Regions from separate parts of the Homo sapiens genome. Here region 2 is linked to region 1. The links are chromatin loops, found by intact Hi-C in ENCODE. Cell type or tissue: sigmoid colon. All regions are shown on one strand. Each heading gives the region's core, and the rest is flanking DNA. Links, peaks and the distances in the headings are about the cores only.

Evidence for each region. Hi-C counts contacts between places; a loop is a spot of excess contacts. Peaks named below come from ENCODE experiments on the same cell type or tissue, not always from the same donor. Only the 100,000 strongest peaks of a DNase experiment are listed, where the experiment ranks them.
Region 2: a loop joins it to region 1, with 8 times the contacts of the local background. A loop is called at or near these places in 95 of 110 quality-filtered maps.

What each region holds. Positions count from the first base shown.
Region 1 is chr17:48,657,673-48,674,840 of GRCh38, reverse strand. The region is part of intron 3 of LINC02086 (long intergenic non-protein coding RNA 2086); the gene reads right to left. Among named protein-coding and RNA genes, the nearest start is that of LINC03057, 19 kb to the right of the region's middle. In sigmoid colon, for the core only: a CTCF peak has its summit at 3,035 (motif pointing left); a DNase peak (open chromatin) is centred at 3,000; H3K4me3 peaks cover 617 bases; H3K27ac peaks cover 254 bases; H3K27me3 peaks cover 1,633 bases.
Region 2 is chr17:48,880,853-48,888,852 of GRCh38, reverse strand. All of the region lies in intron 2 of LOC105371814 (a long non-coding RNA gene), which reads left to right. It overlaps LOC124900395 (small nucleolar RNA SNORA68), which reads right to left; the gene lies at 7,886-8,000. Among named protein-coding and RNA genes, the nearest start is that of ATP5MC1, 7.9 kb to the left of the region's middle. In sigmoid colon, for the core only: a CTCF peak has its summit at 3,991 (motif pointing right); no DNase peak of the experiment used is centred there.

The DNA.
Region 1 (17,168 bases), core at 1-8,000:
TATATAATGTTCTCAATTATTTTGGGTATATAGCTAGCAGTGGAATTTCTAGGTCTTACGGTAACTCTATATTGAACTTTTTGAAGACCTCCCAAACCATTTTCCACAGAGGCTGCACCTATTTATATTCCCACTAGTGATTTATGAGGGTTCCAATTTGTCTACATCCTTGCTAATACTAGTTATTGTCTTTTAAACTATAGCCATGCTAGTGGGTTTGAAAGTTTTGATTTGCATTTCCCTAATGGTTAATGATACTGAGTATCTTTTTTTTTTTTTTTTTTTTGATATGGAGTTTTGCTCTTGTTGCCCAGGCTGGAGTGTAGTGGTGCGATCTTGGCTCATTGCAACCTCCACCATCCAGGTTCAAGCAGTTCTCTTGCCTCAGCCTCCTGAGTAGCTGGGATTACAGACATCTGCCACCACACCTGGCTAATTTTTGTATTTTTAGTGGAGGCGAGGTGCCACCATGTTGGCCAGGCTGGTCTCAAACTCTTGACCTCAGGTGATCCACCTGCCTTGGCCTCCCAAAGTGCTAGGATTATAGGCATGAGCCACCATGCCTGGCTGATGCTGACTATCTTTTCATGTGCTTCTTGGCATTTGTATATCTTCTTTGGAGAAATGCTTATTCCAGTCATTTGCCCAAATTTAAATTGGGTTATTTGTCTTTTTATTATTAAATTACAAGAGTTCTTATAGGCTGGATGAGGTGGCTCACTCTAATCCCAACACTTTGGATGGCAGAGGTGGGAGTATCGCTTGAGGCCAAGAGTTCAAGACCATCCTGGGCAACATAGTGAGAGCTCGTCTATAAAAAAAATTTTTTTTAGTTATCCAGGCATGGTGGTGCACACCTACAGTCCCAGCTACTCGGGAGACTGAGGTGACAGGATTGCTTGAGCCCACGAGGTGGAAGCTGCAGTGAGCTATGATGATGCCACTGCACTTTAGGCTGGATGACAGAGCAAGACTCTGTCTCAACAACAACAGAAAAACAGCTCTTCTATCTTCTGGATACAAGATCCTTTCCAGATCTATGATTTGCAAAAATTTTCTCCCATTCCGTGATTTATCTTTTAACTTTGATAGGGCCTTGACACTCAAATTTTTAATTTTGATGAAGTCTAATTGATTTATTTTTTCTTCAGTTGATTGTGCTTTTGGTGTTGTATGTAAGAAACCATTGCTTAATCCAAGGTCATAGAGGTTTACACCTATGTTTTTTCTAAGAGTTTTATAGTTTTAGTTCTTATCTTTAGGTCTTTGATTCGTTTTGAGTTAATTTTTGTAGACAATAAAAGATAGGAGTCCAAATTCATTCTTTTGCATGTGGCTATCCAGATGTCCCAGCACTATTTGTGGGGAAAAAAACTTATTTCCTTATTTAATTGTCTTGATACCTTGACCGTAAACATACAGGTTTATTTCTGGACTCTCAATTCTATTCCATTGATGTACATGTTGATCCTTATGCCAGTACCACATTGTTTTCATTACTGTAGCTTTTGAACTTGGAAAGTGTAAGTTCTCCAACTTTTTTTTTTTTTTTTTTTTGAGACAAGGTCTTGCTCTTTTGCCTAGGCTGGAGTGCAGTGGTGCTATCTTGGCTCACTGCAGCCTCAACCTCCCTGGGCTCAGGTGATCCTCCCACCTCAGCCTCCTGAGTAGCTGGGACCACAGGCGAGCACCACCACACCAGGCTAATTTTTGTATTTTTTTCGTAGAAACTTTTTTTTTTGTAGAAATTTTTTGTATTTTTACCATGTTGCCCAGGCTGGTATTGAACTCTTGGGCTCAAGCAATCCACACGCCTTGGCCTCCCAAAATGCTGGGATTACAAGCATGAGCCACCGCACTGGGCCAAGTTCTCCAACTTTGTTCTTTTTCAAGATTGTTGTGGCTGGATAATATCAACTTTAACATTAACCTTTTTTTCATGCCAGGTGATGAGTACATGGGTGTTTGTTGTATCATTCTCTTCACTTTTCAGTACTAACAATGTATTAATAGAAAGGATGACATCTAGGTGTATAGCAATTAAATGACTTAAATGAGTTAATAAATGTAAAACACAGAAAACTATCTGGCCCCCTCCATACTGTTAGTTGCTGTTGTTGTTATTCTTTTAAGTGAAAATTTTTAAAAGCATCTTTTGCTGCTAGACTATCTGGGTTCAAATACTGGTCCTGTCACTCCCTAATGGTGTGATCTTGGGCCAGTTATCAAACCTTACCAAGTTCTAATCTGTAGAATGTGGATAATAGCCTTAGTCTCAGAGAGTTGTTGTGGGGATTAAATGAGATAAAGACACAATTAAATCAGATAATGGAGATCATAGGAGATGCTTGAACCCAGTAGGTGCTAACCTATTATTTGCCTTCCTACAAGTCTGCAGGGAGCGATCAACTTAGTGAAAAGCCTAGAAATCATTCCACAGGAAGGACATGAAAAAAATGGAGCATGAAGCTGTTTTTAAATATCCAAAAGCCGGATGTGGAAGATCTTTTCTGTGTACCCCAGAGAGTGCCAGGGCTCCTGAATTTCAGGAAGCCATTCTGGCCAATCCTCCCCAGCCCCCACTCTTCTGGGAGCGCCCTTAATGGTCTGTGGTCATCGTGCCAGCACTTGCCAATTTGTAATTATAATTATTTAGGTCTCAGACGCCTCCATCGGTTGGTCCCATTCCATAAATATTTACAAAGCGCTCACTGTCTGCCAGACACTATGTGTGCTAGACCCTGGGGCTCATGGGTGAATGAGACACTGCTGGAATCCTCCAAGTCACAGTCCGGCAGAACGCCAATTGGTGAAAGTTTGAAGGAGCCACATTTCTGCTCCATATAGCCTCTTGCAGTCTCCTCCTACTTCCGTAAAAAGCCTTTAGTTTCAGAACCAAGGCAGCAGCCAGTTCTCCCCAGTAAATTACCAGACCCAAAGAGAGAGTTTCAGAACCGGCAGTCGAAGCGCTTCCTGGCAGAGGTCCCGGGCCTGGAAACACTCGGCTTTCTGAGCGAGGAGCACCCTCTAGTGTCTGTCCACGGTAAGGCGGGTCCAACGTAAAACCTTTCAAAGATCCCTATTTATTGCAAAGAATTTCTTTCCTTATTTGAGCGCTGCTCATGGCTAAGCTGCTTTCAGGTCTCCGCTGTAAGACAACAACATTGACAGTTTAAAAAATAATAAATAGGTCGGGCGCGGTGGCTCACGCCTGTAATCCCAGCACTGTGGGAGGCCGAGGCGGGCGGATCACGAGGTCAGGAGATCGAGACCAACCTGGCTAACACGGTGAAACCCCATCTCTACTAAAAATACAAAAAATTAGCCGGGAGTGGTGGCAGGCGCCTGTAGTCCCAGCTACTCGGGAGGCTGAGTCAGGAGAATGGCGTGAACCAGGGAGGCGGAGCTTGCAGTGAGCCACTGCACTCCAGCCTGGGCGACAGAGCAAGACTCCGTCACTAAATACATAGTTAAATAAATAAATAAATAAATAAATAAATAAATAAATAAAAATAGTTGCCAACATCTTTTGAGCACTTACTATGTGCCAGGCCTTGTGTTAATTTGTCTTACATGGCTTACCCAGAGGCAGTTACTATTAAGATGATGATGTCCCAGATATTGATAAAGAAACTGAGGCAGGTGGGGCAGCCAGCTCAAGCGGTCAGACTCCATAACCATGCGCTTAATTTTTTGGTTTACTGTCAAAGAGAAGCAACAACCATGGGCAATACCAAGATAGTTCTAGTCAAATTTCTCCTGATTATTTGGGAGAACTGTAATTTAACTAAATCCAGCAGATTTATGTCAAAATATCAAATATGGAATGATGATGAGCCTTTCTCATGTTCATACTGAAGGGAATAGAAAGAAAAAAATCTAGACTAGGGTTTTCAAACTGTGGGTTGAACTTATTGATGAGTTGGATAAACAATTTAGTGGATTTTTACTAGCACTATAGAAATTGAAATAGCCGGGCGAGGTGGCTCATGTCTGCAATCCCGGTACTTTGGGAGGAGGCCAAGGTGGGCAGATTGCTTGAGCTCAAGAGCTCAAGACCAGCCTGGGCAACATGGCGAAACCCCATCCCTACAAAAACAACAACAACAAAAAATTAGCTGGGCATGGTGGTGTGTGCCTGTAGTCCCAGCTACTTGGGGGGCAGAGGTGGAAGGACTGCTTGAGCCCAGGAAGTTGAGGCTTCAGTAAGCCGTGTTTGCACCAGTGCACTCCAGCTTGGGTGAAAGAGAATGACCATGAAAAAAAAGAAAAAGAAAAAGAAAGAAACAGAGAGAGAAAGAAGAAGGAAAGAAAGAAAGAAAAAGAAGAAAGAAAGAAACTGAAATACACTCATGTGCCATTTAACAAGAGGGAAACATTCTGAGAAATGCATTGCTAGGCGACTTTATCATTGTGATAACATCAGAGTATACTTACACAAACCTAGATGGTATAACCCACTAGACACCTAAGTTATATGGTGTAGCCTGTCGCTCCTAGGCTACAGACTCATCCAGCATGATGAGTACTGTATACTGAATGCTGTAGGCAACTGTAACACAGTGGTGTTTGTGTATCTAAACATAGAAATGGTACAGTGAAAATACGGTATTATAATCTTTTTTATCTTTAAGATGGAGTTTTGCTCTTGTTGCCCAGCCTGGAGTGCAATGGCAGGGTCTAGGCTCACTGCAACTTCCGCCTCCCGGGTTCAAGTGATTCTCTTGCCTCAGCCTCCCGAGTAGCTGGGATGACAGGCGCACGCTACCAAGCCCAGCTAATTTTTGTATTTTTAGTAGAGACAGGGTTTCTCCACGTTGACCAGGCTGGTCTTGAACTCCTGACCTCAGGTTATCCGCCTGCCTAGGCCTCCCAAAGTGCTGGGATTACAGGCGTGAGCCACTGTGCCTGGCCTGGTATTATAATCTTATAGGATGACTACCATATATGTGGTTCATTGTTGACCCAAACATTGTTATGTATCACATGACAGCATAACAAATCAGGACTATATGAGCATGCATAACGAGGCAGTACATATTCTCCTGCCCCACCCGCCTCTCTCTGTCTCTCTTCACGCACACATGATGCATGATATATATTTAAGTGACTCAAATCTTCCATCCAGAAACCTTTCGGGAGGGTTCCACCTGGCAGCCCACTCCTATCCTGAGGTTACTGACTGCTTTAGGCAGTTTGAGCTGCCATAGCAAAAGCACCCTAGACTGGGCAGCTTAAACCACAAACACTTCTCAGAGTTCTAGAGGCTGAGAAGGACAAGGTGAAGGCGCTGGCAGATTTGGTGTCTGGTGAAGCCTGCTTCCTGGGTCGTAGATGGTCATCTTCTCAGTATCCTCACATGGCAGATGGGTGAGGGAGCCCTCTGGAGTCTCTTTTATGAAGGCTCTAATCCCATTCATGAAGGCTCATGACCTAATTACCTCTCAAAGGCCTCACCTCCAAATACCATCACATTGGAGATTCTATTTCAACATATACATTTTGGAGAGAGATAAATGTTCGGTCTACAACATTGATGAAGCACTATATCGCTTGCATCTTGTCTTTCAGCCAGGGCAAGAACAAGCTTTCCCACCCAGCACAGTGCTGTGGAAGTGTGGATGCTTTGCTGATTGGGTTGGAGGCATGCTGAGCCCCTGTCCTGTCACTCTCCTGTGCCCCAGCAGCTCCCCAGTTGCTCCACTGATCCACCATCATTTCTCCATAATTCTGTATGCACTAGTTCTCCACACATATATGAGCCTTTACTTATCGTTTAATATCCACTTGACCAGGTGAAATTATCATGATGAATGTGAAATATTCATAAAATGATAAAAAAAGTGATTATGTGCTTTTTTCTGTGGTGAGGTTCTGTAGCTTAGGTAAGATTCTCAAAGGAGTCTGTGACCCCCAAAGTATTAAGAATTAACCACTACAGGCCGGGCGCAGTGGCTCGCACCTGTAATCCCAGCACTTTGGGAGGCCAAGGCAGGCAGATCACAAGGTCAGGAGATCGAGACCATCATGGCTATCACAGTGAAACCCCGTCTCTACCAAAAATACAAAAAAAATTAGCTGGGCATGGTGGCGGGCGCCTATAGTCCCAGCTGCTGGGGAAGCTGAGGCAGGAGAATGGTGAACCCGGGAGGCGGAACTTGCAGTGAGCCGAGATCGTGCCACTGCACTCCAGCCTGGGCGACAGAGTGAGACTCTGTCTCAAAAAAAAAAAAAAAAAAAAAAAAGAATTAACCACTCCATTTGTCTGGAAGCCCCACAGGGCCAGGATCTATTTCTCTTATTCATCTGTTATTTCTCTGTCATGTGTTTCGAGCTGACAAACACAGTAGATACTCGAACACCGCTAGTCCCTAAACACTTCTGCCGTCACAACCTTTATTCAAGTCACTATTTGTCCACCTTGACTACAACAGCAGCTTCCTAAATGGTCTCTATTTCTGCCGTTGCCCCCTAGAAACCATTATTCATACAGCAATGTGATCTTTAAAATCAGATCATGTCACTCTCTTGCTTAAAACCTTTCAGTGACCTCCCGTTACACTTGGAATAAAATCCAAACTTCTCACTCTGACATCCCAGGCCCGGCATCATCTGGGTTCTACCTGGCTCTCCAATCTCATCCTACACCACTCTCCTCTCTTCCTCTGCTCTGGTCACATCTAGCCTGCTTCCTCTTCCTCCAATGTCCCAAGCTCTTTCTTCCCTGGCTTGGTAAAAGATTCTTGGGAAAACCTTCCAGAGACGAAATCATCTTCAAACCAATTAAATATACACTTAAGTAGGTGAAGCCTGTGAATTTTAAATATAAAGCTAGATACATCTAGGCTGGGCGCGGTGGCTCATGCCTGTAATCCTAGTACTTTGGGAGGCCAAGACAGGTGGATTACTTAAGGTCAGAAGTTCAAAACCAGCCTGGCCAACATGGTGAAACCCTGTCCCTACTAAAAATATGAAAAATTAGCCGGGTATGGTGGTGCCCGCCTGTAATCCCAGTTACTCGGGAGGCTAAGGCAGGAGAATTGCTTGAACTCAGGAGGCGGAGGTTGCAGTAGCCAAGATCATGCCACTGCACTCCAGCCTGGGCAACAGAGCTAGACTCTGTCTCAAAAAATATATATATAGTAATAATAAAGCTAGATATATCTGAAAGTTTGAATTATAGAGCCATTTCAGTACTTCATTTGAAATGTTAAGTACATGGTTGGATTTTAGCCATGTATTTTATTTTATTTATTTATTTATTTATTTATTTTGAGACAGAGTCTCACTCTGCTGCCCAGGCTAGAGTGCAGTGGTGCGATCTCGGCTCACTGCAAGCTCCACTTCCTAGGTTCAAGTGATTCTTGTGCCTCAGCCTCCGGAGTAGCTAGGACTACAGGTGCACACCACCATGCCTGGCTCATTTTTGTATTTTTAGTAGAGACGGGGTTTCACCATGTTGCCCAGACTGGTCTGGAACTCCTGGCCTCAAGCAATCCACCTGCCTTGGCCTCCCAAAGTGTTAGGATTACAGGCGTGAGCTACTGCACCTGGCCTAGCCATGTATTTTAAAGGGATCACTGTGGGACTTCCACTTCTGCACATGAAGGATAAACTGTTGTAGAGATGGCTTCCCCCACCACACACACCCAAAATTAGTAAATTAAACAAAATATATGAAACAACTGTTTTCACACATTAGACAGCAGGCAATGCAAGACTAAGATCTCTGAGAAAAGAAAAATAAGTTCAGCCTCACCAGAGCCCCAGCTTACTACGTGGAGACAGTGAAGAGAGTGCTACATGGAGTACCCAAACAGAGCCCCGTGGTCTCACTGAGTTTAGGAGACAGGGTTTAGAGTTCAAGGACATGAAGACAGCTAGAATTTGTGGGAGAGAGTGCTGGAGAAGCAAGAGCTGCATGGGGAGAGACAGAGAGAAAGCGACAAAGCCTCATAGACCATTAGAGATTCCCTCAAGTCTTTGGGGACTGATCTACACAGGTGTGGGGTGAAATTCCAGAAGGTTGGAAAAAGTAAAACCAGAAAGCAGGAGGCCGAACAAGTGTTGGAGTTTACACAGGGCTAGGCATAGTTTGTGTTTCCATCAACCAGAGTAAAGAGACCTCATAACACACAGGTATTGGGTAGAGTCTTCAGAAGGATAGAGACTTAGTGGGGCTAAATTATTAATATCTCTGGAGTAGAGGCCAACCTGGGCTTTTCCTAACAAAACTTAATAGCAAGACTTAAAAGAAGAAAACAAATCACAAGTAACTAATTATATGCCAGGACAAAGTTCAGCACTCTGTTTTTTTGTTTGAGTGTTTGTTTTTTCTGTTTTGTTTTGTTTTGAAACAGAGTCTCACTCTGTCGCCCAAGTTGGAGTGCAGTGGCATGATCTCGGCTCACTGCAACCTCTGCTTCCCAAGTAGCTGGGACCACAGACATGAGCCACCATGCCCAGCTAATTTTTGTATTTTTCTCTAGTACTCTTTAAAAGAATATAACAATGTCTTGCACCCAACAACCCAAAATACACAATATTCAGCATCCAATAAAAAATTGCCAGGTAGTCAAATAAATAGGAAAAAATTACCCATAACCAGTAGATAACTAAAGCAATAGAAACAGACCACAATATTCAGAGATGATGAAATTAGTAGGTGAGGACCTTAAAATAGCCATTATAAATCTCATAAATTATGCCCAAGGATATAAAGAAAAACATAAATATGATGAAGAGAGAAAAGAAATATATTTTTAAAGGACCCAAAATGGAACTTCAAGAGATGAAAAGTTTATGATCTAAAAATGAAAGATGCACAGGAGGAATTAACAGCAGATTATACACTGCAGAAGCACTGCATAAGAAAAGATTGGTGAACTTGAAAATATAGCAATAAAAACTATTGAAAATAAAGCACAGAAAATCCACAAAAATAACAGAGCACCAATGTCTTATAAGATAATATCAAAACCAAGACACATCATAATCAAATTATTGAAAAGGTTGGCTGGGCGTGTGGCTCATGCCTGTAATCCCAGCATTTTGGGAGGCCGAAGTAGGTGGATCACTTGAGAACAGGAATTCAAGAGCAGAGCAGCCCGGCCAACATAGCAAAACCTTGTCTCTACTAAAAATACAAAAAGTAGTCAGGCGTAGTGGTGCACGCCTGCAGTCCCAGCTACTGGGGAGGCTGAGGCAGGAGAATTGCTTGAACCTGGGAGGCGGAGGTTGAAGTGAGCTAAGATTGCACCACTGCACTGCACTCCAGCTTGGGCAACAGAGTGAGACTCTGTCTAAAAAAAATAAGTAAGTAAAAATAAATAAAATAGGCTGGGCATGGTAGCCCATGCCTCTAATTTCAGCACTGTAGGAGGCCGAGGCAGGCGGATTACATCAGGTCAGGAGTTTGAGACCAGCCTGGCCAACATGGCAAAACCCCATCTCCATTAAAAATACAAAAATTAGGCTGGGTGAGGTGGCTCACGCCTGTAATGCCAGCACTTTGGGAGGCTGAGGTGGGTGGATCATTTGAGGTCAGGAGTTCGAGACCAGCTTGGCCAACATAGTGAAACCCCTTCTCTACTAAAAATACACAGATTAGCCGGGCGTGGTGGCGCAGGTGCCTATAATCCCACCTACTCGGGAAGCTAAGGCTGGAGAATCGCTTGAACCGTGGAGGTTGCAGTGAGCTGAGATTGCACCATTGCACTCCAATCTGGGTGACAAGAATGAAACTCTGTCTAAAAAAAAAATACAAAAATTACCCAAGCATGGTGGCACATGCCTGTAATCCCAGCTACTCGGGAGGCTGAGACAGGAAAATTGCTTGAACTCAGGAGGTGGAGGTTGCAGTGAGCCAAGATCACACCACTGCACTCCAGCCTGGGCAACAGAATGAGATTCCATCTAAAAATAAATAAATAAATAAATAAATAAATAAATAGAAAAATTAATAAGGAAAATCTTAGAGTACCTAGAGAAAAATGAACACATTACCTAGAAGGGCAAAGAAGACAAATACAGTGGACTTCTTGTCACAAACTATGTACACCGGAAGATAATGGAATAACATCTTTAAAGTACTAAAATAAAAACTATTAACTTAAAATTTTTTCCATCTTTAAACTATGAACATGAGACACCTATTAGCATCCTGTACCTCATAATGTCATGAACTGAGACAGGTAAACATCACTTCTGTGGTTTTCATGCCAAAATGTATGCTTACGTTTAGTCATGAGAGACATGAAACTCAAATTGAGACGAGTTTTACAAAATAATTGACCAGTGTAATAAATTAGTTGATTCCATGATGTTCAACTGCTGAGTTTTCAAGCCCCCACCCCCACTCCTCCTTTCCCTTTTATCCAAAACCTGGGCAAGCCAATAATAAAGGCAGAAGCTGGGCGTGGTGGCTCACGCCTATAATCCCAGCACTTTGGGAGGCCAAGGTTGACGGATCACTTGAGGCCTGGAGTTTGAGACCAGCTTGGCCAACATGGCAAAACCCTATCTCTACTGAAAATACAAAATTAGCTGGGCATGGTGGCGCATGCCAGTAATCCCAGCAACTTGGGAGGCTGAGGCACGAGAATTGCTTGAATTTGGGAGGCAGAGGTTGCAATGAACCGAGATTGCACCACTGCACTCCAGCCTGGGCAGCAGGGTGAGACTCTGTCTCCAAAATAATAATAATGATAAGAATAATAATGCCAGGGTACTCTCCTCCCTTAATGCCAGGGTACTCTCCTCCCTTGCACCAGTAGGGAAATTCAAACCACAAAACCCTGGCCTGTGCATCAGAACTCTCACCCCAGCTTTACTCCCTAACAGTAAAACCCAGGGCCACTTGCATCTCCTTGTTCTCAAGCTGTTTTTAGGCCTTCTTAAGAGCCTGCCCTGTTCTGCACAGAAAACCTCATTACACGAGTAATAAGCTTTTTCAAACCCTCTGTATGTGTGTATGTGGCATCACCAATCTTGATGTCTAAACCAAATCTGGGGTAGAGATTTGATCCCTTCCTCTGTGGGGCAATCACAAGACAACTGGCACAGGGAACAGCGTACCTTAGATGATAGCCACCCACCATCAGGGGTCTCTCTCCTCTCACTTTGGCTTGCTATTGATTCTGCTGCCTATTGGCAAGCTTACACTTCGAGCTGTGCTGCTTTGTTCCACATTTGCTGAGGACTACTAAATCTCTGTTACAGATGTAACTGACCTGAATTGAAAGTTTCTATAATTGGCATTTTGAGACAGAAATATGAAATTGAGGATGTCCTTAAAGTGGCCCTAAAATGTGAGCCCCGTCTGGACCTATCTGTGCATCTTAGATTGAATTGTATGTCTTGATTCTGGCATAAACCATCGCCGATCCTAGGCTCAAGGGCATGACACTTATTATTTTGTGACTGTTGGTTGTATGTCCCAACCAGGCATTAGCCTATGTTCTATAGAGTGTGCAGGAGAAAGGCTGATACTCTGTGCAACATACAGGGCCATCTGGTGGTTGCTCCGGTGAGGAAGCGCAGTCACCAGGATTAAAGATAAAAACACTCAATAGCACTCCATGCCATGAACCCTTATAAAAACTAGGCCAGAATGCCTTACTCCATCTCTCTTAAAGGGTCAGAGGACACCACCATCACCCTACCAGATAACTATAAAACAGACCCAGAAAGAAGCTGGGTTTGATTAAGTGCTGCACCTTATCAAACTGTCAAGGGATTCATTCAAATCCAACTCAAGGCTGGGTGCAGTGGTTCATGCCTGTAATCTTAATGCTTTGGGAGGCTGAGGTGGGAGAATTGCTGGAGTCTAGGAGTTCAAGATCAGCCTGGGAAACATAGTAAGACCTCGTCTAGGCCGGGCATGGTGGCTCATGCCTGTAATCCCAGCACTTTGGGAGGCCGAGGCGGGCGGATCACGAGGTCAAGAGATTGAGACCATGCTGGCCAACATGGTGAAACCTCATCTCTACTAAAAACATAAAAATTAGCTGAGTGTGGTGGTGCGTGCCTGTAGTCCCAGCTACTCGAGAGGCTGAGGCAGGAGAATCGCTTGAACCTGGGAGATGGAGGTTGCAGTGAGCTGAGATTGCGCCACTGTACTCCAGCCTGGCAACAGAGCGTGACTCTGTCAAAAAAACAAACAAACAAATAAAACCTCATCTATACAAAAAATTTTAAAATTAGCCAGGTATGGTGACATGTACCTGTAGTCCCAGCTACTTGGGGGGCTGAGGTGAGAAGATTGCTGGAGTTTGAGGCTGCAGTGAGCCATGATTGTGCCACTGCACTCCAGCCTGGGTGACAGAGTAAGACCTTGTCATTAAAAAAATCCAGGGGTTGGGTGCAGTAGTCATGCCTGTACCTGTAATCCCAACACTTGGGGGGCTGAGGTGGGCAGATCACTTGAGGTCAGCAGTTTGAGACCAGCCTGGCCAACATGGCAAAACCCCATCTCTACCAAAAATACAAAAATTAGCCAGAGGTGGGGGCGTGTAGTCCCAGCTACTGGGGAGGCTGAGGCGTGAGAATCACTTGAACCTAGTAGCAGAGGTTGGACTGAGCTGGGATTGTGCCTCTGCACTCCAGCCTGGGCAACAGAGTAAGACCCTGTCTCAAAAAAAAAAAAAAAAATCCACTAGCCTGGGCACCACAGCAAAACCCCATCTCTACAAAAAATGCAAAAATCAGCTGGGTGTGGTGTTGGGTGCCTATAGTCCCAGCTACTCTGGAGGATGAGGTGGTAGGATCACTTGAGCTGATGAGTTTGAGGCTGCAGTGAGCCAACATCACACCATTGCACTCCAACCTGGGAGACAGAGCGAGACTGCCAAAAAATAAAAAATAAAAAATAAATAAAAATCCAACTTAAGTCTACAGTCCCTAAATCAAATAAAATAACAATTGCCATGAAAGTGGCTGCCATAAGGCCAGGTGCAGTGGCTCACGCCTTGTAATCTCAGCACTTTGGGAGTCCAAGGCAGGCAGATCACGAGGTCAGGAGATCTAGATAATCCTGGCTAACACAGTGAAACCCCGTCTCTACTAAAAGTAAAAAAAATTGGCCTGGCATCGTAGCGGGCCCCTGTAGTCCCACCTACTCGGGAGGCTGAGGCAGGAGAATGGCGTGAACCCGGGAGGCGGAGCTTGCAGTAAGCTGAGATCGCACCACTGCACTCCAGCCTGGGCTACAGAGCGAGACTCCGTCTCAAAAAAAAAAAAAAAAGAAAAAAAAAAGAAAATGGCTGTCATGAAAGTGGCCCCTAACCCTGAGGGTACTGATTTGGGACTCTCCAGAAGAAGAAACGTAAATATGAGCAGAGAAGAGAAGCTCCCTCCCCCTGAAGTACATCCAGTAACTCCCCCCAGACACACACACACACACACACACACACACAACTTAACAGAGGTTCATGATTTAACCCAGTTGCAAATCTTAAATTTACTCTAAAAACTATACAATAAAAAGATATTTAAAGAAGGAAGGGAGGGTCTTGTTGGCTTTTGCACTTGTACAACATAAGTTCTAAATTAACTTTAGGCCAGGCGTGGTGGCTCATGCCTATAATCCCAACACTTTGGGAGGCCAAGGCAGGTGGATTACCTGAGGTCAGGAGTTCGAGACCAGCCTGGCCAATATGGTGAAACTCCATCTCTACTAAAAAATACAAAACTAGGCTGGGCGCGGTGGCTCATGCCTGTAATAAAAGCTCTTTGGGATGCCGAGGCAGGCAGATCACGAGGTCAGGAGATCGAGACCAGCCTGGATAACACACAAAAAAATTAGCCAGGTGTGGTGGCACGCGCCTGTAGTCCCAGCTACTCTGGAGGCTGAGGCAGGAGAATCGCTTGAACCCAGGAGGCAGATGTTGCAGTGAGCCGAGATCATGGCACTGCACTCCAGCCTGGGCGACAGAGCGAGACTCTGTCTCAAAAAAAAAAAAAAAAAAAAAAAAAAAAAGAAAAGAAGAAGAAGAACTATTGATTTGCCTAAATTCCCCATATTCATAGTGCCTGTTGCCCTAAAATATTCCACAATGGACATGTACTCTGGCCTAGTGAGTACTAAACAAAAACAAAATTAAGTTTTTGGCAATTACAACTGGCTTAACAAAATGAGAACCTGAGCCTTTATCATAACCTATTAAAACTGTTCACACAGATAAAACTAGGTATCCTGAGAGTGACTCTGTATAAAAAATAAATAAATAAAATGTACTAGGACCTTTTCGAGACAGGGTCTCACTCTGTGGCCCAGGCTGGAGTGCAGTGGTGCAATCTCAGCTCACTGCAGCTTCCCCTTCCCAGGTTCAGGTGATCCTGCCACCTCAGCCTCCCTAGTAGCTAGGACTACAGGCACACGCCACTTGTTTCGGCTAATTTTTGTATTTTTGTTTGTAGAGATGGGTTTTTTCCCATGTTTTCCAGGCTGGTCTCAAACTCCTGGACTCATGCAATCCACATGCCTCAGCCTCCCAAAGTGCTAGGATTACAGATGTGAGCCACCGCACCTAGCCATAAGCTCAAAACCCATTATATAAGACCTATTTAGAGAAGGGTGATTGTCCCCAGTTTTTCTCCACTCCAAATTGTCCTGGTCTTAAACCTAGAATGAATGAAGGATGCCTGATGGTGGATTACCACAATCATAATGCTGCAGTTCCACTTAAGAGTTCCTGGCACTCCTGAAACCCTTGAAATCTTTAGGCTAATATGTGTCTTTTGCATGCTAATGAAATGATTAGCTGGGAGTGCTAGATAGCTTCAAGATGGGGGCTGATGATCAGAAAGACCAAGGCATTAAAAGTTTGGAACTTTCAGGCTCATCTCAGACCTATGGGGCGGGGAGAGGGCTGGAGATTGAATCAGTCACCAATGGCCAATAATTTAATCAATCATGCCTAGGTAATTAAACCTCCATAAGTCCCTTCTACCCTACAGGGTTCTGTAAACACGTGGAGGTCCCGGGAGAGTGAAGCACTCAGGGCATGGAAACTCTGGGGGTACCCTCCTCCACCCCCGCTCAATACCCTTCCCTGGGCATCTCTTCCATCTGGCTGTTCCTGAATTGCATCCTTTATAATAAGCCAGTAAATGTAAGTAAAGTATTTTCCCGAGTTCTGTGAGCTATTCCAGTAAATTATGGAAACTGAGGAGGGGGTCATGAGAACACCCGATTTTTAACTGGCCAGTCAGAAGTACAGGAGGCCTGGGACTTGTGACTGGTCTCTAAAGATGGGGCAATCTCGTGGGAACTGATGTGAACTCCAGGTAGATAGTGTCAGAATGAAACTGAATTGCTGGACACCCAGTTGGTTTTCAGAGAGTTGGAGAATTGGTTGGTGTATTAGGTCGTTTTCAGGCTGCTGATAAAGATATACCCGAGACTGGGAAGAAAAGAGGTATAATGGACTTACAATTCCAAATGGCTGGGGAGGCCTCACGATCATGGCAGAAGGCAAGGAGGAACAAATCACATCTTACATGGATGGCAGCAGGCAAGAGAAAGAGAGCTTGTGCAGGGAAACTCCCGTTTTTAAAACCATCAGATCTTGTGAGACTTATCCACTATCATGAGAATAGCACAGGAAAGACCCACCCTCATGTTTCAATTACTTCCCACTGGGTTCCTCCCACGACATGTAGGAATTGTGGGAGTTACAATTCAAGATGAGATTTGGGTGGGAACACAGTCAAACCATATCAGTTGGTATAGGGGAAAAAACCCATACATTTAGTGTCAGAAGTGTTGTGAGTAAAAAACAGGCCAGCTTCTATACTACTAAAATTACTGCCTCCCTCCAATCAGCAACTGGCAAATACTTTGCTATCATATATTTGGGCTAATATGTTCTCTTAAGTTCCCGTTTCAGCCAGCTTGTCTTTACCATTGCATGGACACAATATACTAACTACCCATGGGACCCCCAACAGACCTGCCATTGCACACGATCTTTGCAAACAAAAACCTTAACTGCATCCAACTCTCTCCAGAAACACAAGTATGATGTTAGATATATGACATCCTTCTCAGAGGAAATTAATTTTTTAAAAAGACAGGGTCTTGAGGCCGGGCGCGGTGGCTCACGCCTGTAATCCCAGCACTTTGGGAGGCCGAGGTGGGTGGATCATGAGGTCAAGAGATCGAGACCATCCTGGCCAACATGGTGAAACCCCGTCTCTACTAAAAATACAAAAAAAATAGCCGGATGTGGCGGCAGGTGCCTGTAGTCCCAGCTACTCGGGAGGCTGAGGCAGGAGAATGGCATGAACCCAGGAGGCTGAGCTTGCAGTGATCCGAGATCACGCCACTGCACTCCAGCCTGGGCAACAGTGTGAGACTCTGTCTCGAAAAAAAAAAATAAATAAATAAATAAATAATAAAAATAAAAAGACAGGATCTTATGATGTTGCCCAGGCTGGAGTGCAGTAGCTATTCACAAGTACAGTCATAGCACACTGCAGCCTCAAACTCCTGGGCTCAAACGATCCTCCCCTCTCAGCCTCCTGAAGTAGTTGGGTGCAGTGGAAATTCATTTGATACACTAATTTAACGCATACAAACATTCAAAAGGCAGCTCATGAAAAAGGATGGGTCATTTCTTCCACACAAAGTACAAGGTACAAGCACAAGTATACCTCAGTAAAATTTCTGGGTATTACTTAGTAAATTGAGAGCTGTTTATCCTTGACATTTCTGACATTGTCAAGAAATCTCTATTGACCCTCTTAGCACCCACAATGCTAAAAGCCCAGTATCTTTTAGAACTCTGGGGGTTCTGAAGCAACATGTTCCTCCTTTGCAAATTTTAATTAAGACATTTTTGGTTTTTTTTTTTGAGTCAGAATCTCCCTCTGCCACCAAGGCTGGACTGCAGTGGCATGATCTTGGCTCACTGCAACCTCTGCTTCTCAGGTTCAAGTGATCCTCCTGCCTCAGCCTCCCAAGAAGCTGGGATAACACGCACCCACCACCACGCTCAGCTAATTTTTTTGTATTTTTTTAGTAGAAACGGGGTTTCAGCATGTTGGCCAGGCTGGTCTCGAACTCCTGACCTCAAGTTATCCACCCGCTTTGGCCTCCCAAAGTGCTGGGATTACAGGTGTGAACCACTGCACCCGGCCCTACTTAAGCCCATTTTTGCTGTTCC
Region 2 (8,000 bases), core at 1-8,000, 210 kb before region 1:
CGCCCGCCACCACGCCCGGCTAATTTTTTTTGTATTTTTAGTAGAGACGGGGTTTCACCGTGTTAGCCAGGATGGTCTTGATCTCCTGACCTCGTGATCTGCCCGCCTCGGCCTCCCAAAGAGCTGGTGTTACAGGCTTGAGCCACTGCACCCGGCCTCTCTTTTTTGTTTGAGATGGAGTTTTGCTCTTGTTGCCAGGCTGGAGTGCAATGGCGCAATCTCGGCTCACTGCAACCTCCGCCTCCTGGGTTCAAGCAGTTCGCCTACCTCAGCCTCCCAAGTAGCTGGTATTACAGGTGCCTGCCACCACGCCTGCCTAATTTTTTTTTTTTTTTTTTTTGAGACAGAGTCTTGCTCTGTCACTAGGCTGGAGTGCAGTGGCGCAGTCTCAGTTCCCTGCAACCTCCACCTCCTGGGTTCAAGCGATTCTCCTGCCTCAGCTTCCCCAGTAGCTGGGATTACAGGCACCCACTACCACGCCCAGCTAATTTATAGATAGATAGATAGATAGATAGATAGATAGATAGATAGATAGATAGGTAGATAGATAAATAATTTTTTTTTGAGACGGAGTCTTGCTCTGTTGCCCAGGCTAGAGTGCAGTGGCGCGATCTCGGCTCACTGCAAGCTCCACCTCCTGGGTTCACGCCATTCTCCTGCCTCAGCCTCCCGAGTAGCTGGGACTACAGGCGCCTGCCACCATGTCCAGCTAATTTTTTTTTTTTTTTGTATTTTTAGTAGAGATGGGTTTCACCGTGTTGGCCAGGATGGTCTTGATCTCCTGACCTCGTGATCCACACGCCTCGGCCTCCCAAAGTGCTGGGATTACAGGCGTGAGCCACCGTGCCCAGCCTGCATTCCATTTTTTCAACAACTTAGACCTTCAGTCTATGGTTCTCAGTCATTATCTTTGCACTAACTTCCAAGTTCCTTCTCCCTCTCTTCTGATTTAAAAAATTAAAAAATGTGAGGCCAGCACAATGACTCACACCTGTAATCCCAGTACTTTGGGAGGCCTAGGTGGGAGGATTGCTTGAGGTTAGGAGTTTGAGACCAGCCTGGGTAACATAGTGAGACCCCATCTCTACAAAAAATTAGTGGGGCGTGGTGGTACAGGCCTGCAGTCCCAGCTATTTGGTAGGCTGAGGTGGGTGGATTGCTTGAGCCCAGGAGTTTGACGGTGCAGTGAACTATGATTTTGCCATTGCACTGAAGCCTGGACAACAGAGCGAGACCCTGTCTTTAAAAAAAAGTCAAATGGGCTGGGCGTGGTGGCTCACGCCTGTAATCCCAGCACTTTGGGAGGCCAAGGCAGGTGGATCATGAGGTCAGGAGTTTGAGACCAACCTTGCCAACATAGTGAAACTCTGTCTCTACTAAAAATATTTAAAAATTAGCCGGGCGTGGTGGCAGGCACCTGTAATCCTAGCTACCCGGGAGACTGAGGCAGGAGAATTGCTTGAACCCGGGAGGCAGAGGTTGCAGTGAGCTGAGATTGTGTCACTGCACACCAGCCCTAGTGACAGTGCAAAACTCCGTCTCAAAAAAAAAAACAGTCAAATGGTACAGCCTTTTTTTTTTTTTTTTTTTTGAGACAGGATTTTGCTCCTTCAACCAGGCAGGAGTGCAGTGGCACAATCATGGGTCACTGCAGCCTTGACCTTCCAGGCTCAGGCATTCCTCCCACCTCAGCCTCCTGAGTAACTGGGACCACAGGCATACACCATCACACCCAGTTTGTTAATTTTTTGGTAGAGACTGAGTCTCACTATCTTGCCCAGGCTGGTCTCACTACTCCTAGGATCAAGCAATTCTCCTGCCTTGGCCTCCCAAAGTGCTGAAATTATAGGTGTGAGCTACTGCACCCAGCCCAATCTATTTCTTTTATTTTCTTTCTTTCTTTTTCTTTTTTCTTTTCTTTTCTTTCTTTTTTTTGAGATGGAGTCTCACTCTGTTGCCAGGCTAGTGTGCAAGGGTGCGATCTCTGCTCACTGCAACCTCTGCCTCCTGGGTTCAAGCGATTCTCCTGCCTCAGCCTCCCGAGTAGCTGGAACTACAGGCATGCGCCACCATGCCCAGCTAATTTTTGTATTTTTAGTAGAGACGGGGTTTCACCATGTTGGCCAGTATGGTCTTCATCTCTTGACCTCGTGATCCGCCTGCCTCAGCCTCCCAAAGTGCTGGGATTACAGGCATGAGCCACCGCTCCCGGCCAGCCCAATCTATTTCTTTTCTTTCTTTCTTTTTTTTTTTTTTTGAGATGGAGTCTTGCTCTGTCGCCCAGGCTGGAGTGCAATGGTGCAACCTCAGCTCACTGCAACCTCCACCTCCCGGGTTCAAGCAATTCCAGTTCTGCTGCCTCAGCCTCCCGAGTAGCTGGGATTACAGGTGTCTGCCACCATGCCTGGCTAATTTTCGTATTTTTAGTAGAGATGGGGTTTCACCATCTTGGCCAGGCTGGTCTTGAACTCCTGACCTCGTGATCCACCTGCCTTGGCCTCCCAAAGTGCTGGGATTACAGGCATGAGCCACCGCGCCTGGCCTCCCAATTTATTTCTATAATCAGTTTTGCACCTGCCAGCATTTTAGTGACCAAGACATGTTAATCTAATTTTATTGGTTCATTGAATTTTTCGAACACAAAATATTCCTAAATATACACACATATGTAGTATCAATTTTAAGGTATATTTCCTTATATATTACTGACCATTACAATTTCCCAATTTTAATTGATTGGCAATACCTACTATTAATCACTACTCATATGCAATAGTGGGAGGAAAAAAAAAGAGACATTCACAATAGCTACCATTAAGAAAAGGGACACCTCCAAGGAAGCACCATACTTGGCCATTGGTCCAGGAGCTGTGTTGTGTCTTGCTGGACAAGGCTGTACAGGTAGATGATAGAAGCAGCCAATGACAGAACCAACAAAGTTCACAAGCCTCGTTTTTATGTAACTCACTTCCTGGACAGTGAGTTCTTTGGTCCCTATGGTCTACCTGTTTGGAAGACTTCCCTTGTATAACAAGCATCCTTCAGGAATGCTCCAAAGACAAGCAATGAGTAGGGTTTCCTGTTGGGAACTGTGCAGTTTGAGCCATCCACTTCCTACGATTGCGGGAATCTTTTGTATGTCTGTCTGGGGTTGTCTTCCTGCAACATTGGCTTTAAAAAAATCTCAGGCCTCGGTTGGCCAGCACTATGTATTGTTTCTTCCTGGTGCTACAATTCCTAAAACACCTGATGGCTTGAGCATTTCATTTAGCGGGAGTCACTGCTAAAAAACTCAAACCAGGAAGCTTGTCTTCTTTGAGAATTTCCAGGCCTGGTAAGGATTCAGAGCAAGGCTTGCTTGGGGGGGTTCTTTTCTTTCTTTCTTTTTTTTTTAGAGACGGGGTTTTGCCATGTTGGTCTCGAACTAACTCCTGGCCTCAAGAGATCCATGGGCCTCGGCCTCCCAAGGTGCCAGGATTACAGGCCACTGCGCCTGGCCCGGGGTGGGGGGTGCTTTCATCCATCCCAGTTCCTCTCCAGTTAAGGGCCTTAGCCCCAGGGTATGGATGGTGAATAATGGGGGTGGAGGTGTCTCATGGGAGCCTTTCTCCCCTAATCCACTTTTTTGTTTATTTGTTTTGAGACGGGAGTGTCTCACTCTGTCACCCAGGCTGGAGTGCAGTGACTGGATCTTGGCTCACTGCAACCTCCGCCTCCTGGGTCCAAGTGATTCTCCTGCCTCAGCCTCCCGAGTAGCTGAGATTACAGGCGTGCACCACAACGCCTGGCTGATTTTTATATTTTTAGTAGAGACGGGGTTTCACCATGTTGGCCGGGCTGGTCTCGAACTCCTGACCTCAAGTGATCCGCCCGCCTCGGCTTCCCAAAGTACCGCACCGGGCCTCTAATCCATTTTGGAAGGTTAGTCTTACATGGTTGTTGCATTCCACAACTATCGGTAGATTATCTTTAAAAAGGGAAGCAATTTCACATTTGTCCAGCAGAGGGAGCTCAGTGGGAGCTACTTTGGAGAGACCCGAGGTTTGGGTTTTTCTTTTCTTTTTCTTTTCTTTTCTTTTTTTTTTTTGAGATGGAGTTTCGCTCTGGTTTCCCAGGCTGGAATGCAGTGGCGCAATCTCAGCTCACCGCAACCTCTGCCTCCCAGGTTCAAGCGATTCTCCTGCCTCAGCCTCCCTAGGAGCTGGGACTACAGGCCCGCCACGCCCAGCTAATTTTGTATTTTTAGTAGAGACGGGGTTTCTCCATGTTGGTCAGGCTGGTCTCGAACTCCCAACATCAGGTGATCCTCCCGCCTCAGCCTGCCAAAGTGCCGGGATTACAGGCGTGAGCCACCGCTCCCAGCACCTAGTTTCTTTCATGTCTTGCTCAAATCTTGCCTTTTCGGTGAGACCTGCCTGATCTCCCTATTTAAGATTGCAATTGTCTCTTCCCTAGTCTCTATGAACTTCTTACCCATATCATTATTTGTTATGTTTACTACTGTATTTTTCATCTTTATTCTTTCTATAATTTAAGCTCCTTGAGGGCAGGGATCTTTGCCTGTTTTGTTCACTGTGCTTAGGATAGTACCTGGCATGGAGTAGGTGCTCGATTAGTAAATTATTGAATTAATGAATCAATACCCTTATTCCAACAGCTAAGATCTGGCCAGATGCAGTAGTTCACGCCTTTAATCCTACCACTTCGGGAGGCCAAAGCATGAGGATCACTTGATCTCAGGATTTTGAGACCATATTGGGCAACATAGCAAGACCTCATCTCTACTTAAAAAAAAAAAAAAAAAGCCGGGCCTCAGGAGGCTGAGGTGGGAGGATCGCTTGAGCCCAGGAGATCAAGGCTGCAGTGAGCTATTATCGTGCCACTGCACTCCGGCCTGAGCAGCTGAGTGAGACCCTGTCTGAAAACAAAAACAAAGAAAATATCTTGCAGTTTTCTTTCTCTTTTTTTTGAGATGGAGTCTCACTCTGTCACCCAGGCTGGAGTGCAGTGGCATGATCTCAGCTCACTGCAACCTCCGCCTCCCTGGTTCAAGCGATTCTTCTGTCTCAGCCTCGAGTAGCTGGGATTACAGGCACCCACCACCACGCCCGGCTAATTTTTGTATTTTTAGTAGAGACAGGGTTTCACCATGTTGGCCAGGCTGGTCTCGAACTTCTGACCTCAGGTGATCCGCCTGCCTCGGCCTCCCAAAGTGCTGGGATTACAGGGGTGAGCCCATGCGCCTGGTCAAGGGTTACTTCTTTTCTTCCCCCAAGAGTGTGACTTTCCAGAGCACCTCTGTTAGTTTGATTGCCTTACCAAGAACCATGTTTTCTTCTTCTTAATCACTCACCGGTTTGGGCCCGGTGTTCCTCCTCTGCGATGTTCTGTGTGTCAGCAACTCACACAGAGGCAGAGCCTGAAGCGAGTGCTGGCCATTCCGTTTCCTTGCTACTGACTGGTTAGTAAGCGTCATGTATCTTAGGCTGGGTTCACTAGAGCATAGCCTGAAACCGGGATGCTTGTGCAAGTGATTGATGGACAGACTGTTCTCCGGAGCAGGACATAAGGGAAGCGGGGGAAACGGGGAAAGGGGAAGTAAGGATCTGATCTCATTTGGAGATCAGATGCAGCCTGAGCCCATGGGGAGCTCCAGAGCATGAAATACTCCCCTCATGGAGCAAGGGGACAAGCTTTTGCCCTCTTGGAGGAAGATAGTGCCAATTCTGATACGTTTATTTTCTTCTGTTTTTTTTTTTTTATTTTTTATTTTTTTAGAGTTGGGGTCTTTCTCTATTGCCCAGGCTAGAGTGCAGTGGTGCAATCATAGCTCACTGCAGCCTGGAACTCCTGGCCTCAAGCGATCCTCCCACTTTGGCCTCTCAAAGTGTTGGGACTACAGGCGTAAGCCACTGCGCCTGGTCTATTTTGCACTCCCACCAGCCAACTATGAGAATACCTATTTCCCACACAGCCTTGCCACAGAGTGTATGGTTGAGCCTTTGAATTTCTGCCAATGTGATTAATGTAAAATAGTCTCATAGTGTGGTTTTAACTTGCATTTCTCTTCTAAGTGAAGTTCAGCATATTTTCACATATGTAAAGGCCATTTGTAGCCCTTTTTTGTGTGAGTAAACCATCACCTAATGCCTTTTGCCCACTTTTCTAACAGGAAAGGATTATTTTTAAAAAACATGCTGCATTAATTAAAGGTACATGGTAATCTGCTATAACAAAGAGGCACCAGAATCCAGGGGCTTAGGTAAGATAGATCCGAAAGAAGATCATTTATTTTTCATGTAGCAGTAAGAGGTGAGCAGCCCGGGGTTTTCAGAGTGACTCTGCCATCCTCAACATGTGGCTTCCATCTCTGTGGCTAAGGTGGCTACACCAGGTGTTACCACTTCTCAATCAGCAGGAAGGAGAAAAATGAAGAGCAAGCAACTTTCTTCCTTCTAAGCATGGGATCTAGAAGTTGCACAGCTCCCTACTGCTCACCTTCCATTGGCCAGAACTTAGTTTCATGGCCACAACTAGTTGCAAGGAGGGCTATTAAATCCAGTCTTTGGCTGGGCCACCATGTATCCTACAAAAGCTTAAGGATGGGCTTTCCATTACTCTTTTTTTTTTTTTTTTTTTTTTTGAGATGGAGTCTCACTCTCTGTCGCCCAGGCTGGAGTGCAATGGCGCGATCTCTGGTCACTGCAACCTCCGCCTCCCGGGTTCAAGCGATTATCCTGCCTCAGCCTCCTGAATAGCTGGGATTACAGGCATGTGCCACCACACCCAGCTAATTTTTGTATTTTTAGTAGAGATGGGGTTTCACCATGTTGGCCAGGCTGGTCTCGAACTCCTGACCTCAGGTGATCTGCCTGCCTCGGCCTTCCAAAGAGCTTGGATTACAGGCATGAGCCACTGTACCCAGCATTTTTTTTTTTTTTTAAAGACAGGGTCTCTCTCTGTTGTTGCCCAGGCTGGAGTGTAATGGCATAATCATAGTTTACTGCAGCCCCAAAGCCCTGGGCTCAAGTGGTCCTCCTGCCTTGGCCTCCCAAAGTGCTGGGATTACAGGCGTGAGTCACCTCACCCAGCCAGTGCATCATTAAGTGACTTTCTCAAGGTCTCGCAGCCAGTTGATGGTGAAGACAGGATTCCTGTCCAGGAAGGAAACTCGAGTGAAGCAGGAATTGTTAGGGAGATAGGAGAGCCACAGGTGTTCTGGAAGCTCTCCTGGCTCCTCTTAGCATGCTCTGCTCCCTTGTCTCACCTGTACTCCCACCTGAAAGTTCCCCACCCACCCTGGCCTCATCATCTCAGCACTAATGTCTTCAGCTGAGACCACCTGAGAGGCAGGTACTGTGTCTCAGTGTCTGAGATCCTGGTCCTGGATATGCCTGATTCTCTGAATGGCTGGGTCAGGCCTCCCTCTTGTTTGGCACAGAGTTCTGGTCAGAGCATCACGTCCTGTTTTGTTTGGTTTGGTGTTCTTGAGGAGTTTATTTGGTCACACCCAGGGTGAGAGGGCCCTTCACCTGTAAGATGTCGGGCCTCTTGGTGGTGACACGTGGCTTGTTGCTGGCCACAGAGGACCCAGTGAGGCAGCAGGAACTCAACCTTGGAGTCATGGAGCTGTGTGACTGCTGGCCAGTTGCACTTGCTGGCTGCAGTCTCCTCCACCTTCATGATCTGGATGAAGTGGGCCCAGGTGCGGTGCTGGGTGCCCGCGTCTCGGTCTGCAGAAAACGGGAGAGGGCAGGGTGACTGCAATCACTGGGATCTGGGCATTTGACAAACCTCATATCAAGTACCTGGCACATTCTGTCAGGCACAGCAATTGCTTGGGAGCTCCCACTTGGGATTAACTGGGGGACTGGGTGACCATGAGTGGCGTAGAACCTCCAAAGTCACTTTGAGGGGCCCAACCACAGCCCCTCAAAGGCGACAAGATCTTCCTGTTTGTTCCTCTGTTTAAACCACTGCTGCAAGAAAAAGAGTCTTAA